Linked DNA regions of Homo sapiens: region 2 is linked to region 1. A link is a loop called in an ENCODE intact Hi-C map of the cell type or tissue named here. Cell type or tissue: mammary epithelial cell. All regions are shown on one strand. Links, peaks and the distances in the headings refer to the core of each region. The heading gives the core; the rest is flanking DNA. Region 1 has its middle 93 kb from the start of CAPN13. Region 2 overlaps GALNT14 (polypeptide N-acetylgalactosaminyltransferase 14).

The links. A loop is a pair of places that touch in the nucleus more often than their neighbours do. Peaks named below come from ENCODE experiments on the same cell type or tissue, not always from the same donor. Only the 100,000 strongest peaks of a DNase experiment are listed, where the experiment ranks them.
Region 2: a loop joins it to region 1, with 12 times the contacts of the local background. A loop is called at or near these places in 1 of 110 quality-filtered maps.

The regions. Positions count from the first base shown.
Region 1 is chr2:30,710,435-30,718,038 of GRCh38, forward strand. No RefSeq gene overlaps it. Among named protein-coding and RNA genes, the nearest start is that of CAPN13, 93 kb to the right of the region's middle. RefSeq lists a silencer at 4,637-4,696. In mammary epithelial cell, for the core only: a CTCF peak has its summit at 3,829 (motif pointing right); no DNase peak of the experiment used is centred there.
Region 2 is chr2:30,975,393-30,982,996 of GRCh38, forward strand. The region is part of intron 2 of GALNT14 (polypeptide N-acetylgalactosaminyltransferase 14); the gene reads right to left. Among named protein-coding and RNA genes, the nearest start is that of GALNT14, 160 kb to the right of the region's middle. In mammary epithelial cell, for the core only: CTCF peaks have their summits at 3,685 (motif pointing right) and 4,557 (motif pointing left); a DNase peak (open chromatin) is centred at 4,749; H3K27ac peaks cover 707 bases.

The sequences.
Region 1 (7,604 bases), core at 1,757-6,756:
GCATGCTCTCACTCTGAAATACCTCCTGTCCAAAAATATGTCTACAGGGGCTGCCAGGCAAGAGGCCAAGGGGTCCTGGAGCCTAGTTCTCTCATCTCCCGGCCTGACAAATATGAATCAATTTCACCTCTGTTAGAGCCATTGCAACTTTATCACCCATAAAGCAGATCCGTGTGCCGTATTTGATTTTCATTTGGAAAATCAGGTACAATATTGACCTTCCCATGGGGCGCTGGGGCCAAGAGAGCTTGTTAGCATGACGCCCCTCCTCCACCCATCAAAGCCTCGGCAGCTCCTCACTTTCCACTCCTAGCCCAGTGGAGATTGGTGCTCTTCTCTTGCAGTATACTAGAGTCCTCTGGGGAGTTTATTAAATGCAGATTCTAAGTCCCCCTAAATTTACTAAATTGGACTCTGCAGAGGTAGGCCCAGGAAAGCATTTTCACCAACTTTCCCAGTGATTCTGGCTTGAGAATCATGCCCTTAGGACACCTACGGGGCACCTGCCTCACCGCCTCTCCAAGGCAAAGTCCAGGAACCAATGCTGGGAAGGCTTATGTGATTTAATAGAGAAGAAGAGGCTGGGAGAGGGAGAACAAAATTGTACTGTCCTTAACCCTTTACAGTGACAGGTACTGCTAGCTTGATGTAGAAACACATACTCTTTACTTTTTTTTTTTTTTCTGAGACAGAGTCTCACTCTGTTGCCCAGGCTGGAGTGCAGTGGTGTGATCTCTGTTCACTGCAGCCTCCGCCTCCTGGATTCAAGTGATTCTCATGCCTCAGCCTCCCGAGTAGCTGGGATTACAGGTGCCCGCCACCAGGCCCAGCTAACTTTTGTATTTTTAGTAGAGACAGGGTTTCATCATGTTGGCCAGGCTGGTCTTGAAGTCCTGACCTCAGGTGATCTGCCTGCCTTGGCCTCCCCAAGTGCTGGGATTTCAGGCAGGAGTCACGTTGCCCAGCCAGAAAAACATACTCTAGAGTCACACACCCATCAGTGAAACATCAGCTCAGCCCTGTTGCATATTTTAAAGTATACTAGCTGCATATTTTTCTCAGATTACTTCTCCTAGCTTTTAGTGTTTTCTCAACATTAAAATGGGAATTATAATATCTATTTCAAATAATTATCAATGAGATTATGAGATTCGTGCTGGAAATGCATAACATGGGGCTTGGCACAGAGTAGGTGTGCCTGTTGTCAATTTATTGCCTGTCAACTGCAAATCCACTCTTCTTTGCCCTACTTTGTAATACTGGAGCTGGACCCTGTTACTAATTCTCTTTCGTCAGCTGTTGCAATGTTACACTGTGTCAGTAGAGGGTGCTAGAGGGAAACTGCAAGGTATAGCAGAGGACCAGCTCCTCCTTCTGGCTCCTCCTGGACACTGCAAGGTAAAGCAGAGGACGAGCTCCTCCTCTTGGCTCTAGTGTGCCTTTTTTCTCCCACAGTGTGATTGTCCCAGCAGGGGGAAATCCAGTGGCGCTTTCTCCAGTGATTTTCCCCAGCATCCAGCAGAGGAGGCTCTTGTACTCCAGCTCCAGTCCACTGGCACCCCGGACCTTCTCCACTGCCCAGTGGTCTGCAGCCACACTCTCTCCCTCAAGGTGGGACTCTCATCCATGCTCTAACCTCCTCCTCTGGGTAATCTTCCCAGCCCTAGAGGTAGCAGGGCTACCTCTATAATAGTAAGTGCTTCCTGCACTTATTATTCCTGTATTCCTTAGAGTCCTCTTTTGCCCCTTTTAGAAGTTAACACCTTTTACTACTTCATAATATATATATTTTTTTTCTGAGATGGAGTTTTGCTCTTGTTGCCTAGGCTGGAGTGTGGTAGTGTGATCTTGGCTCACTGCAACCTCCGCCTCCTGGGTTCAAGTGATTCTCCTGCCTCAGCCTCCCAAGTAGCTGGGATTACAGCGACCCGCTACCACACCCGGCTAATCTTTGTATTTTTAGTAGAAACGGGGTTTCACCATATTGGGCAGGCTGGTCTCGAACTCCTGACCTCAGGTGATCCACCTGCTTCAGCCTCCCAAAATGCTGGGATTATGGCATGAGCTACCATGCCCGGCCTATAATTTTTTATATTACATTTTCCTTATTCAAATTGCTGGTGTGATTTTTGTCTCCTGACTGGACTCTGTCTGTTATATAGTAGGTGTTTTAAAATAATAGTTCACCTTCTCTCCACCTCCAGAAAAGCTTTTTTTTTTTTTTTTTTTTGAGTCTTGCTCTGTTGCCCAGGCTGGAGTGCGGTGGTGCGATCTCGGCTCACTGCAACCTCTGCCTCCTGGTTTCAAGCAATTCTCTTGCCTCAGCTTCCCAAGTAGCTGGGATTACAAGCTATGTTGCCACACCTAGATAATTTTCATATTTTAGTAGAGACGGGGTTTCACCATGTTGGTCAGGCTGGTCTCGAACTCCTGACTTCAAGCAATCTGCCAGCCTCAGCCTCCAAAAGTGCTGGGATTACAGGTGTGAACCACCGCACCTGGCCCAGAAAAGCATTTTTACATATGTCATTTAATGACAAGGGAAAATTACCACACACCGCCAGAAACTATGGCAGCTCTGGAGTTTGCAACCCCAACTTGAACAAATGACTTCCTCCTTTGAGGGCTCGCAGAGTGTGACCATTGCATACTTCCTGGTCATGGTCTGGGGAAAACCATGAGGAGTAAGGGTGAGGAAATCAGCAAAGCCTCACCCAGCATTTTAGTGGTGGGCATATTGGAAGGCACCAAGGTCTTCTGTAGAAACCATGCAGTACGGACAGATGACATTTGGAGAAAGACTCATAAACACAGACCAAACACGGGTGATAAGAAACAGGATTCAAGTGGCAGAAAGCCCAGCACCTGTAGTCCCAGCTACTCGGGAGGCTGAGGCAGGAGAATGGCGTGAACCCAGGTGGCGGAGCTTGCAGTGAGCCGAGATCGCGCCACTGCACTCCAGCCTGGGTGACAGAGCGAGACTCCATCTAAAAAAAAAAGAATAATGTGGAACTCAGGAAAGACTCAACAAGCTCAGCCACTATGTCCCCAGCCATGTTAAACCGTGAGCACTTGTGACCTGTGGGGGAGGTTCTAAAGCCTCAACCCATAGCTTCCCTTTCCACCCTTTGTAGTTTGTGGGGTGTACATATAGGCAGTAAAATGTGCTAAGAAGAACCCATCTGCATTGTTCTTTAGAGATATCTGAACCCTACAGACCCCAGCAAGAGGGCAAGATTCTGTTGCACAAAGTGGGCAAAACCAGGTGAACTGCCCCCTGCCACCAATAGAAAGTCAGCTCCCCCAGGCTTCTCTCTGGCTGGTTTTGTTACTTTCTCCTACCTTGGCAGCTGAAATGGAGGCAGCCCTTGGCTGTAACATCCATGGTTGATGGCCTGGCTGTGTGGTCCTGCCTCGCGGCTGCGTGGAACTGAATGTGTGGACAGGGATGTGCATAATCATCCTGGGTGGAACCCCAGGGTCCCAGTGCTGGACCCTGGGGTCCTAGAGCTGCTCCTACCTGGTATGGATATCCTGCTCTCCACCTGGGCCTAGGACTCCCAACTATAAGTCATAAGCCATGGCAGGGTCTCAGAGAACAAGGGAATTAGAAGGAAGGACTTTAGGGGTCAGGCCAAACCCACAATTGGAGAAGCTGACTAAGGTCAGACAGAGAGGCAGTTGCAAGACTAAGATTACAACCGAGGCCCTGCCCTACTCACACTATGGGTTAATGTTGCCAATTTAGCCATAGGGAGGGCCTGACTTCCGGCAAACTCCTGGCTTGCAGTGCTGAGCAGCAGGGCTGAGCAGTAATTAGTGGAGATGACCACTAGGTGTCACTGTCGCACCATTATCTGCGGCTGCACAGTGGCCAGATTTTTTTTTTTTTTTTTTTTTTTTTTTTTTTTTTTTTTTTTTTAACCTCCCCAAAACATGTGAACGCTGGCTTAACCGCCAACCTCAGGTAGGTGAAAGGGGTTTTTAATTTTCATTGTCACAAGCATCATAAAAGAAGCAGCAACTCCCAGGCTAAAGAAGGGGAGGACTGTTTTGACTTACTGCCCCAGAGAGCATGGGTCTCAGCAGAGCTGCTGTTGCTGAATTGGAGGGGCTTTTTTCTGGCTGTTAATTGCTGCCCCTCGCTGATGATTGCGGAGTAGAATCTGTTAGGACGTGGATCTCCAAGTCTGTGACATGGAAGGAACCTTAGAAATCTGCAAGTCCAGCCCCTTCATTTTTGGAGAAGGAAGCCCAGAAGAGAAGGCCATTTCCCTAAGGCACACAGCTTGATGGAGGCAGAACCGGGACTTGAACCTTAGACTCCAGAGTTCTCACCCAGTGCTCTGTTCTCACCCAGTGCTCTGTCCACTCCCCCGTGGTGCGTATCTTTACACCACATGTGCTCATTCATTCACTCCCTTAACATCTATTGAGCACTTACTCCAGGCTCAATACATGGGTAGTGAAGTTGCAATGGCTCTAACAGAGGCGAAATTGATTTTATTTGTCAGGCTGCGAAATGGGAGAACTGGGCTCTAGGAAAGCCCTTTAGGCGTAAGCCATGGCAGAGTCTCAGAGAACAAGGGAGTTAGAAGGAAAGAATTTAGGGGCCAGGCAAAACCCCCAACTGGAGAATCTGACTAATGTCAGACAGAGGCAGTTGCAAGACTGAGAATATAACCTAGGCCCTGCCCTACTCACACTGTGGGTTAATGTTGCCAATTTAGCCATAGGGAGGGCCTGACTTTGTGGTTGAATGGAAATGGAAACTCTTAAAGAGGCAAGATGACGTGGCATGTCAGTGACCAGAGATCACAAGTGGGGCCAGTTTCCTTCCTTTTGGTCCAGAGTACTTGTCAAGCTCATCCAATCTTTATGCAAACAACAGCAAAAGTGAGACTAGGATTCAGACCAAGATGAAGTCAGGTGAAGATGATGGAGCTGTGGCAGCTTGGATGGTGCATGCTCCTGCTGGGCTGCCTGGATGCTCCACCTTCTGTGGCCCACACTGGATACTGATTGAATGGGCAGGAATCTTTGGACCTTGGAGGATTTGAAGCTGCAACAATTCTGACCATCGGGGACAGTGTTTTACCACATTCCACTTGGTCAAAGAGCCTATCCTCCAAGGCAGAAAAAAGAAAATGTTTTTTAAGGGAACAGAGAGGTGTTTAAAATAAGAGTGTTTAAGTATAGAAAAGAGAAAGATAACATTACCCTGGACTTAACATTGTCCTCTCAAAGGCAGTCATTTTATCGTCTTGCCTGTCTCTTCTCTGAGTGGGTATATCACTGACACAGCTGCAAAATTTTCCATGTCGGCCGGGCGTGGTGGCTCACGCCTGTAATCCCAGCACTTTGGGAGGCCGAGGCGGGTGGATCACCTGAGGTCGGGAGTTCCAGACCATCCTGGCCAACATGGTGAAACCCCTGTCTTCACTAAAAATACAAAAATTAACTGGGCGTGGTGGCTGGCGGGCGCCTGTAATCCCAGCTACTCGGGAGGCTGAGGCAGGAGAATCACCTGAACCCTGGAGACAGAGGTTGCAGTGAGCTGAGATCGTGCCACTGTACTCCAGCCTGGGCAATGAGAGCAAAACTGTCTCGGAAAACAAAAACAAAACAAAACCAAAATTGTCCATGTGTCTAACCACCTTTCACATGACCCTTCTCCTATGATCCAGAGTTTCTCTGAGATTTAGAAGTCCTCTGGGGGCATTTGGTGGCCTCAGAAAGGATGGTTTAGAGTCTGGCTAGAGATGGCCCATCTGTGCAGCCCCAAGCCCGTCCACCCTCCCCTCCTCTGTCCTCCACCAGGCGGCAAGGTCGCGCCCATTACCCATTCTGCACCCGTCTTCTCAGATACAGCTATCACCTGCTTTGCTGCAGCCGGGTGCCACTGCTGTACTCATTATTGACCATTCTGCTGAGATATTAAGCACTTTGGCTTGGCTGGAGGATTGTTAATCAACAACCTTGTCAGAGTGATGGATTCTTTTAAGATTATTGCTTAATTAGCTTGTTTAGAGGTAAAAATCAATGAGGACATCAGTTCTCTGGGAACTGGGAGGTGGTAGAAAGGGATCTTGGTGACATCCCAGGGAGCAGAGTGTGGTTGTGGTGGGACGGGTAAGAAGCCTCTGAACACAGTAGGCCTTAAGCTTGCATTCATTAGGGATCTCACAGTCACCCTGGTTGGTGCAGTCTAGAGAATTGCCACCAGTCAGCGAAGTTGCAAAAGCGGTGATTCCTGAAATGTCACCCAAGGACTATGTGCCGTCAGCTGGGGAGCTTTAAAATCACAGATCCCCAGGGCCAGCCCCAGACCTTCTGGATTAGGATCTCAGACAAAATTGTAAACAAGTCACTCAAGGCAATTCCTACATATATAAATGTTGAAACTCACAGCCTCAGAAGTCTGAGATGAACAGAGGTAAACAATTCTGATGGCGTTGGGCAACTAAACATTTCCACTGGGAATGGATTTCACGTGGCTGGGCTGTATCGCCAATACTCCTACCAGCACCTGTGGCCCCAGTCTTCTTCCTTCTGTTTTAGTCTTCCTATTTCTGTCGTATCCTCTGTCTCTCCCATCTAATTTGTCTGTATTGCTCCTGGCCATGCCTCATCTATCTGTTCCTCGTCTGTCTAAAGTTTCCTCCCTTCCTCAGGTCCCCATTTCCATCTTTTTGTCTTTCTATCTCTCCTTCCATTTTCGTCCTCTCTGTGCTGGCTGTTGTCTCTTGGCACCTGGCAGCTTTTACACCACTTTCTATATTCTCTCCTATTTGGCAGGGGCTGGAAGCCTGAGAAATACCCTTGCCAGGACAGATCCAGGTACATTTTAAGTCCCACCCTTGAGATACATGTGGGTGACATTTGGAAGGCAGAAGAGAGGCAGAAGGCATATGATTCTGCCTCCAGCAAGTTGTGCAGTCAGGTGGGTTTCAGCAGATGTGAGGTTTTGTCTTGCAAGTCACTGGTGTTAGGCTGCAGGAGGTCAGGACCATTACTGGCAGCTCCCTGTAGTGTCTGGCTTGGGTAGCAGTAGCAGCTTCTTGGTTCTCTTAAGGCTAGTGGTGAGCCTGGGAGTCAGTGGTGACCTTCCTGGCCTTTGCTCCTTTAACCAATCCAACAGCTTTTTAAGTGCCTCATTCCTTAGACTAGATCCCTTCCTTCTTGAAATACCTTGAGTGGTTTTTTTTGTTTTTTTTTTTTTTTCCTGACTAGACCTGGCTGATACACTTTGCTCCTTCCTCACCATTTAAACTCTTTCGCTAGTCTGTATGCACATGTAGCTGCTGTCTGGAACCCAGCTGCCCTGGAGTGAGTGTGTGTGTGCACACGTGCTGTCAGATGGCTACCTCACTGGGGTAACCCCCAGCTCCAGGGAAGCAGATCAGTCCTTTCCTCTGCTCTACCGGGCACCAGCCTAAAGTCTAGTTGCTGGAGAGGCCACAGTAACCGAATCAGGGGACTTATGCTTCAATCTTGTATCTGTCACTTCTTTTTTTTTTTTTTTATACTTTAAGTTCTAGGGTACATGTGCACAACGTGCAGGTTTGTTACATATGTATACATGTGCCATGTTGGTGTGCTGC
Region 2 (7,604 bases), core at 1,630-6,629, 260 kb after region 1:
ACTGAGCACTGTAAATGTGTCTGCTCTGAATGGAGATATGCTGTAAATGTAAAATATGCCCAAGATGTCAAGCACTTAGTATGAAACAAAGGTGAACTATTTTACTTATCTTTTTTAAAATTGATCACATGTCAAAATGTTAGTATCTGGATACATTGGAGTAAATCAAATCTATTACTAAAATTAATTTCACTTCTTTTACCTTTTTTAATGTGACTACTGGAAAATTTTAAATAATATGCAGCTCACATCTATTTCTATTGGAAATCATTGTCCTAAGTTGTCCCTGAACTTTAATTGGTATATAATACAAATTAAAATTTCAATGTTACTGCTGGATAATGGTTTCTAGGTCTTGGTTTTCTGGTATGAGTAAAATAAAATAAAAACATTATAGAGACAGTAATTAAGTTCGTGACATTTTACTTTGTGAGAAAGTATGTATTTTTAAAATCCCATCATTTACCATCATCATCATTTCAAAAAGAAAGAGTATTTAAACACCAGAAAAGGCCACAATCTCAGAATAATTAACAACTCTTTAAATTGTAAAATTTAGCTTGAAATTGTAAAATTTAGAAAATCTCCCTCCTGTCTCCTCTCTTCCCCAATTCCATGGATCATACCTGCATTCATTTACCAACTGGCATCTGAAAGAACTGTTCAAGGGTTTGTTCCACTGAATTATGACAAGCCTTTGACTACTCTCAGCAAAAAACATAATTACTGAACACAGAAGGCCAGACATCTCCCACTCTTTGTTCTGGAACCAGCAGATCCATCTCAGCTCTCAGTGCTGCTCAGGATAGCAAGTTGACAGGGTTTTTCAATCTCTGGCCCCAATCTACCTCCTCAGGCAGTTCTGCTGCCTGTACTGACTCGTGCAATCTGGGCTCAGAAGGACCACATGACTTAAAGAACGTAGACTCCTCTGGCTGCATTTAAAGACCTCCTAGAAATGGCCATTACTCCAATGCACCAGGATCCTTCTGTTTTTCTAAACAACTAATCTTGATCTTTTACATTGCCTAGCCCCTTCCAAGTGAGTGGAACACTGAGGTTTGGTGGAAACCCTGGGGGAAGTGGCAGCTTCTGCTCTTCAGGAAGATCAGCAGATCTATGGAGGCTGCAAAGAGGTTTCTCTAGGGACACTGGCAGGACCTGTGTTAGCCGGTACCAAGCACCACCCAGACGGCAGCTGTGTGTGCATGTGCGTGTGCGTGTGTGTATGTGTGTGTGTGTGTGTGTGCAAAAAAGAATCTTCTCAAAAGGCAAATGCAGAGCCTAGCTGGGACAGAAAGTGTGGAGTTGGGCCAAGACTTATTTTTGAAATGTTTCCTAAAAAAGATACCTTGGTGTCTGGGACCAGAGCTCCTTCATGTCTTATTTTAGCCCTGCTCAAATCACATCATACAACAGTAATAATAGATGACACAATTGAATCCTCACTCTGTCTCAGGTATTCTTCCCAGAGCTTTCAGCCTGCACAGTAACTCCCCGAGGTGGGTGCTGCAATTCCTCTTCTCATGGTGGTGGAGAGGGAAAGTCACAATGAGTGAGTGGTGGGGCCTCAACATAAACCCAGATGGTCTGGTTCCCCCCTACCAGTCGGTGCCCTCACGAGCTCCACGAGAATGCCCTTTGAAGATTATCCACACTCACTGCCTCTGAAACCTTTATTCCATATTGGCTTTTCTGTCTTTTTTTTTTTTTTTGAGACAGGGTCTCACTCTGTCACCCAGGCTGGAGTGTAGTGGCACCATCTTGGCTCACTGCAACCTCTGCCTCCGGCGTTCAAGCAATTCTCATGCCTCAGCCTCCAGAGTAGTTGGGACTACAGGCATGCGCCAGTATGCCCAGCCAATTTTTTGTATTTTTAGTAGAGACAGGGTTTCACCATGTTGGCCAGGCTGGTCTCGAACTCCTGACCTCAGGTGATCCGCCCACCAGGTCCTCCCAAAGTGCTGGGGTTACAGGCGTGAGCCACCATACCCAGCCCTTCTCTCTGTCTTTTATCTTGAACGCTGCATGCTGGAAGATTCTGGAAAGATGGAAAATCATGGGTGTGGGTCATCCCTCACTTGCTAAAGCATAGTATCTCCCCTTGATACTCCTAGAGCTATTTCATGATATTTTTCAGACTTTCCACCTAAAGGATCAGAGAAGCATCATTCCCTCCTTTCACCTGAAAGGGGAAAGTTCCTCCAATTGCAACAGCTATAAGGAGCAAAAGTAAGGCCTGCAGCCAAGGAACTCCAGGAATGTGCTAGACTCAGCACCCTGAGCTCAGGAATGGTCTGTTTGAGGGTCAAGGGTCCTATGCCTCTTCCCCAGGGGACTCACATCCGTGCGCCATTCTGGTCTGAAGCAGGGAGGGAAAAAGCAAAGGCTTCCCATACCTTCCTGCACCTTCGTACAGTCAATCCACCCCTGAGCCAATACTGCACTCAAATCTGCCTCTTTTTTATATCACCAAGCCTGATCTACACCCCTGGTTTGCCCTCCTGCAACAGCTTCCTAACTATTCTTCCCGCCTGCAGAAGAGTCACTTCCAACCACTCCTCCCACCCTCTCCACAGCCGTTCTCTCTTCCATCTTCCTAACACACTGCTCTCACTGTAGGACCCTCTCCCGACCTTCAGAGCCACCTGCAGTTAAACCTTCACCAGCATCTCAAGGCCTCCACCCTCGTGTTAGCTCTTCAGCACCCTGCCCCCACATTCCCTTGCAGGAGCCTTCTGGCCCTGCTAAACCAGCCCAGTCACTGCCCTTGACTGTACCTGTGTCACAACCTCCACAAACCTCCCTAGATTCTGTTACCTTCCCTCCTCCAGCTGCCCAAACTGTCACTGTTGTGCAGTTTCGCTGAAATCACTTCCTCCACCACACTCCACATGGCCGCCTGGTATGACTATTCCCCTTTCTAAATCACTGTGCCATCTTCCTAGGTAACTACTGCCTTCTTGCAGGCAGGGGCCACGTTTCTACTTCTTTAAATTCCTGTGGACAAGTTATTCAAGCTACCGGAGTCAATTTCTTCATCTCTAAAACAAGGGTCATAGCAAAGTTGTGAGGCTGAACCGAGAGAACATATATATGGTGCCTCCCACACATCAGGGGGATGGTATGATCAATACGTGTTTGCCAATTGTGGCGCTGGATTTATGCGTGAACGTGGATAATTCTCTGTTGAGCGAGGATGGTTTTAAATTTCCTGTGATTTGATTTTCTCCCTCTGTTCTGAGGATTCACTCGCTCACCGGCACCTGCACTCCCAATCCCTGATATTTTCAGTAGCTTGAGAAGGAATCACGAGGTGCGCTTTGGGCCCCTATTCACTCAGCTGATACTGATGGACAGTGTGAGTGCCAGGCACCGTGCTAGGCTCAGGAGATGCAAAGATAAGTCAGCATTCCTGTGCTAGCTGCTCAGGGGCTTGGAAGGGTGATAGACAGTAAGCTGATGTCTGCAATGCACAGCAAGGGGTGCTGCTCAGGGTAAGCATAGAGGATGGAGGGGCTGCCAAATTGTCTGAGGGGCAAGCGGTCTTCCTGAAGAAGACACCCTCCACCCAGACTCCCAAAACACAAAAGGGCATCCTGAATAGAGAAAGCAGCAATGATGAGGCCTGAATCCTCACAGCACAGTCGGCACAGGCCATGGCCTGATGGGGGCGGCCTTGACTTCAGGGTTGGGGTGGTGACAGGAGCTGTGTGCCCACAGCATGTGAAGAGTTTCAGGTGAGGAGTGATCCTTCTGCATTTAGAAAGCCAGAGTCAATGAGGAGGGCAGCTAGGGCCTGCCGCAGTCACCCAGACGAGAGGGGGCAGCGGCTGAGTTTGGCAGCAAGATATCTCAGGGAGCAAGAGATATCTCAGAGGAGACAACAAAATGGGAGTGGGGGGAGAGCAGGATGATGCCACAGATCAGGGCTTGGGTGAAAGTCTGAAGGGTGGTGGCACCCGGCCTGAGATGAAGCAGACGGGAGCAAAGAGGGTGTTTGCTACCTTGAGAGGCAGGGCAGGAAGGTGTGGGACAAGGAGTACATGATGCCACCTTATGAGGAATCAAGGAGGAGAGACAGGGAGGAGCAGGGAAGCAGAAGAGACTCAACCACCACGCCAGCTCTGGCCAGGCCACGGTTATCATGAGAGTCAGGAGGGGAGAGCAGTTTGGATAATACAATAAAGTTTCCATGGAGATCAGGGATTCCTCTTGTTGCCTCAGGGACAGCAAAGATAAGCTCAAGGACATTTACTGATCTTGCCCCTCACTAGGCCAGTGGGACCCTCACTGCTCAGTGATCCACAGAGTCCCCAGCGGATTCCTGCTTCCATCACATCCCATTGTGCCTGCTTACTTTGCCAGTCACCTGGGGCCTCACGTGGCCCTCAGCACTCCATCCTGTGTCTGCCACCCTCGGCTCAGAGGTCTCCCTCCCACAGCAGCCCCCACCCAGCTGTCATCTCCTCTCCCGCTCTTTTCATCTCTTGTCAAACACATTTTGTAGTTGCTGGCCCCCGGCTCTAAATCACTCCCTCTGCTGGCCTTGGCTTCCATCCCCAGTATCTTTCAAGCACAAATTTCACCAGATGTGGCACTGCAGTCGCCTCCTCGCTCATTTTGCTTTCCAGTTTTTAAAGTAAGTCTGACATTCAGGCAAATGGAATGTTCAGAGCCAGGAGCCAAGGCCGAGGCCCAGAGCTCTCTAAGGACTTCCCTGCTCACATGCCCTGCACCCAGCCCACCTTGTTCTCAGCTCCACTGTGACTCACATGAGCCGCAGCACCCTGACTCAGAGCTGGAGAGCAGGGTGCAGAGCCTGGACCTCTCTACATTCATCCATGTCACCCGTTTCTCCACCCCTGGCCCTGTTACCTGTCTGCCCTGCCTTCCAGACCTGCTTTGGCCCACAGCTGCGGAGCAGCAGGAAAGATGATGAAACCAGAACTGTTGCTGGTCCTGATGCCCCCTCTTGCCTGGGTGACTGCAGCAGGCCCCAGCTGCCCTCCTGATGCCAGTACTAACTTGACTACTCAGGGCCACAGCTAGCAAACAGTCACCAAGTGCTTACTAGAGGTTAAAGATGAGGCTCGGCATTTGACATCAATTATTTCACCTCACCCTGAGGACCATTATTATTCCCATTTTACAGATGAAGAAATGGGGTCTCTGGGAGTTTGAGTAACTCACCCATGGTCCAGCTAGTAAGTGACAGAGATGTTGTATGTCAAAGCTCACAGGGCTAGGAGACCTAGCCCAGCCACTCAGTCAACCAGTTACGTTGCCTGGGTCTCAGCTTCCTTCTCTGTGAAATGGCAATGACCTCTTCACCCAAAGGGCTACTGAGGACATGAGAAAGAGCTGGGAAAGCACTTCGTGAAGTCCTATAGAAATACAAGGCATGGGCCGAGCGCGGTGGCTCACGCCTGTAATCCCAGCACTTTGGGAGGCCAAGGCAGGTGGATCACCTGAGGTCAGGAGTTCAAGACCAGCCTGGCCAACATGGCAAAACCCCGTCTCTACTAAGATTAGCTGGGCTTGGTGACAGGCATCTAAAATCCAAGCTACTCAGGAGGCTGAGGCAGGAGAACCGCTTGAACCTGGGGGCACCGTGGTTCGAGATTAGGCCACTTCACTCCAGCCTGGGCTAAAGAAATACAAGGCATGAAGAGTCTTACTCTAAGGGCTTACTGCATGGTTCATCCTCTCCTGTAGGAATTATCCCAGGACCTTCGTCCCAGCACAGAGCCTCCTTGAAATTTCCTCAAGCCAATCCTACCAGCCCTATTTCTTCCTGGCAGTAGAGGCACATGTGTTATATCATAAGAGCCAGTGGTTCTTTGAAGCACTTGGGGGCAAATGGTAATGGAACTTGACAGTGATCCAGGTTTTAAAGGGAAGACATCTGTGTGTTTCAGCTCCTTATTCTAGACTGAAAAATGTGGGCAGGTCACCAATGTTTGCAGTCAAACTGCCTTCTACGTGATGTGCCAACTCCAGGAGCAAGCATCTCTGCTGCTGCTGTGTTTAATAGGTCCGGGGCTTTCAGATAAGTGAGAAGACATGTCAAATCAGCCTACATGTGCACCTCAGGCTAGGAGAGGTCTGGTGACCTGCACTGCGTGGAGGGCATGAGAGGGTGGAGAAGGCCTGCATGAAGAAATGGACAAGGTGGCAATAAAAAGGGCTCTGATGCTCTGCAGGGCCCTGGAGTCCTGTTAGGAAGGGAAGTCTGCGAGGGGAAAGAGTAATCCAGGGCAGGGGGAGGGGCACCACTGCCGAGCAGGAGGGCTTCATGTTTCTGGAAATAGCGTCCAACTTACTTAGTACCTAAGCCAGTTTCCGCATGCTTTTACCGGCAGAAGTATTTTCAAACCAGCAGACAGAGCTGGAACTGACCTTAATAAGCATCTCTGGCTTACTTCTCTCATGTTACGTGGGAGGAAACAGACACCCAGGGAGCTGAAGGCATTGTTGGGCAGTATCTTAGAAAGGGCATGCACTTTCGCAGGCTCAGGCCAGTTATTTCTTCCCCTTACTTTATCATGCTGCCTCACAATGTTGGACAAAATGGCAAAAAATATCCAGAAGAAAGGCAGGTTACTGAGGGGGGAACTGACAGCCAGGCCCTCTGTGCCTGGTTCTTGGGCAAAAGGCATAGACAGATGCAGAGAGAAGGGGCAAAACGCTTGCTCGGGTATGCAAACGGTCAAGAAACTTAGGAAAATGTGTGCCACTTCATTGCAGCAGGGAGAGGCAAATTTAAACCACAATAAGACACCACCACTCAGCCTCCTGGTAGGCAAAAATGAAACAGACAGACAATAGCAAGTGATTGATAATGAGGACTTGGTGCAACAGGGACTCTGCTGTAAGTACTTCATTAAATATTTGATGATATCTACAGAAGCTTCTAGGGGTACACCCTACAGAAACACATATGCCTGTTCACCAAAAGACAAGTAGAAGCTTAATCATAGCAGCTCTCGTCATAAAAGCCAAGCTGGAAAAACCCCAAATGAGCACTGATAGTCGAGTAGATATAGAAATTGTAATATATTCTTATAAAGGAATACTACACAGCAATGAGAATAAACAAACTGTGTCTTGCAAAATGTGGCTGAGTTTCATGCACAGAACTTTGAGGGAAGCCAGATACACATGAGTACATACTGTGTAATCCCATTTATATAAAGTTCAAAACCAAGCAACATCAATCTACAGCTTTTGAAGACAAGGTAGCCACGGAGAATTCTGATGGGGCACGGGCATAAGGGTGGCTTCTGGCAAACACAGAATATTCTTTAACTTGATGTAGGTACTTGATGCAGGAACATAGGTGTGTTCTCTTTGGAAAAATTCTTCAAGATATACCTGCAGGAGGTGTGTACTTTTCCATATGTATCTTATATTTCAATAAAAGATTTCCTTGAGAAAAGATGAAGAGAGTTTCTGGTGTTGCGGCAGATTTTGGTTGTGCAAGAAGATTTCAAAAGCCACTGAACTGGGACATGGAAAGCTCATGAAATAGACAAAAGCTGCAGCCAAACTCAACAGTATTGTCTTCTCCACCCCTCCTGTGTTCCCCATAACACTGAGGA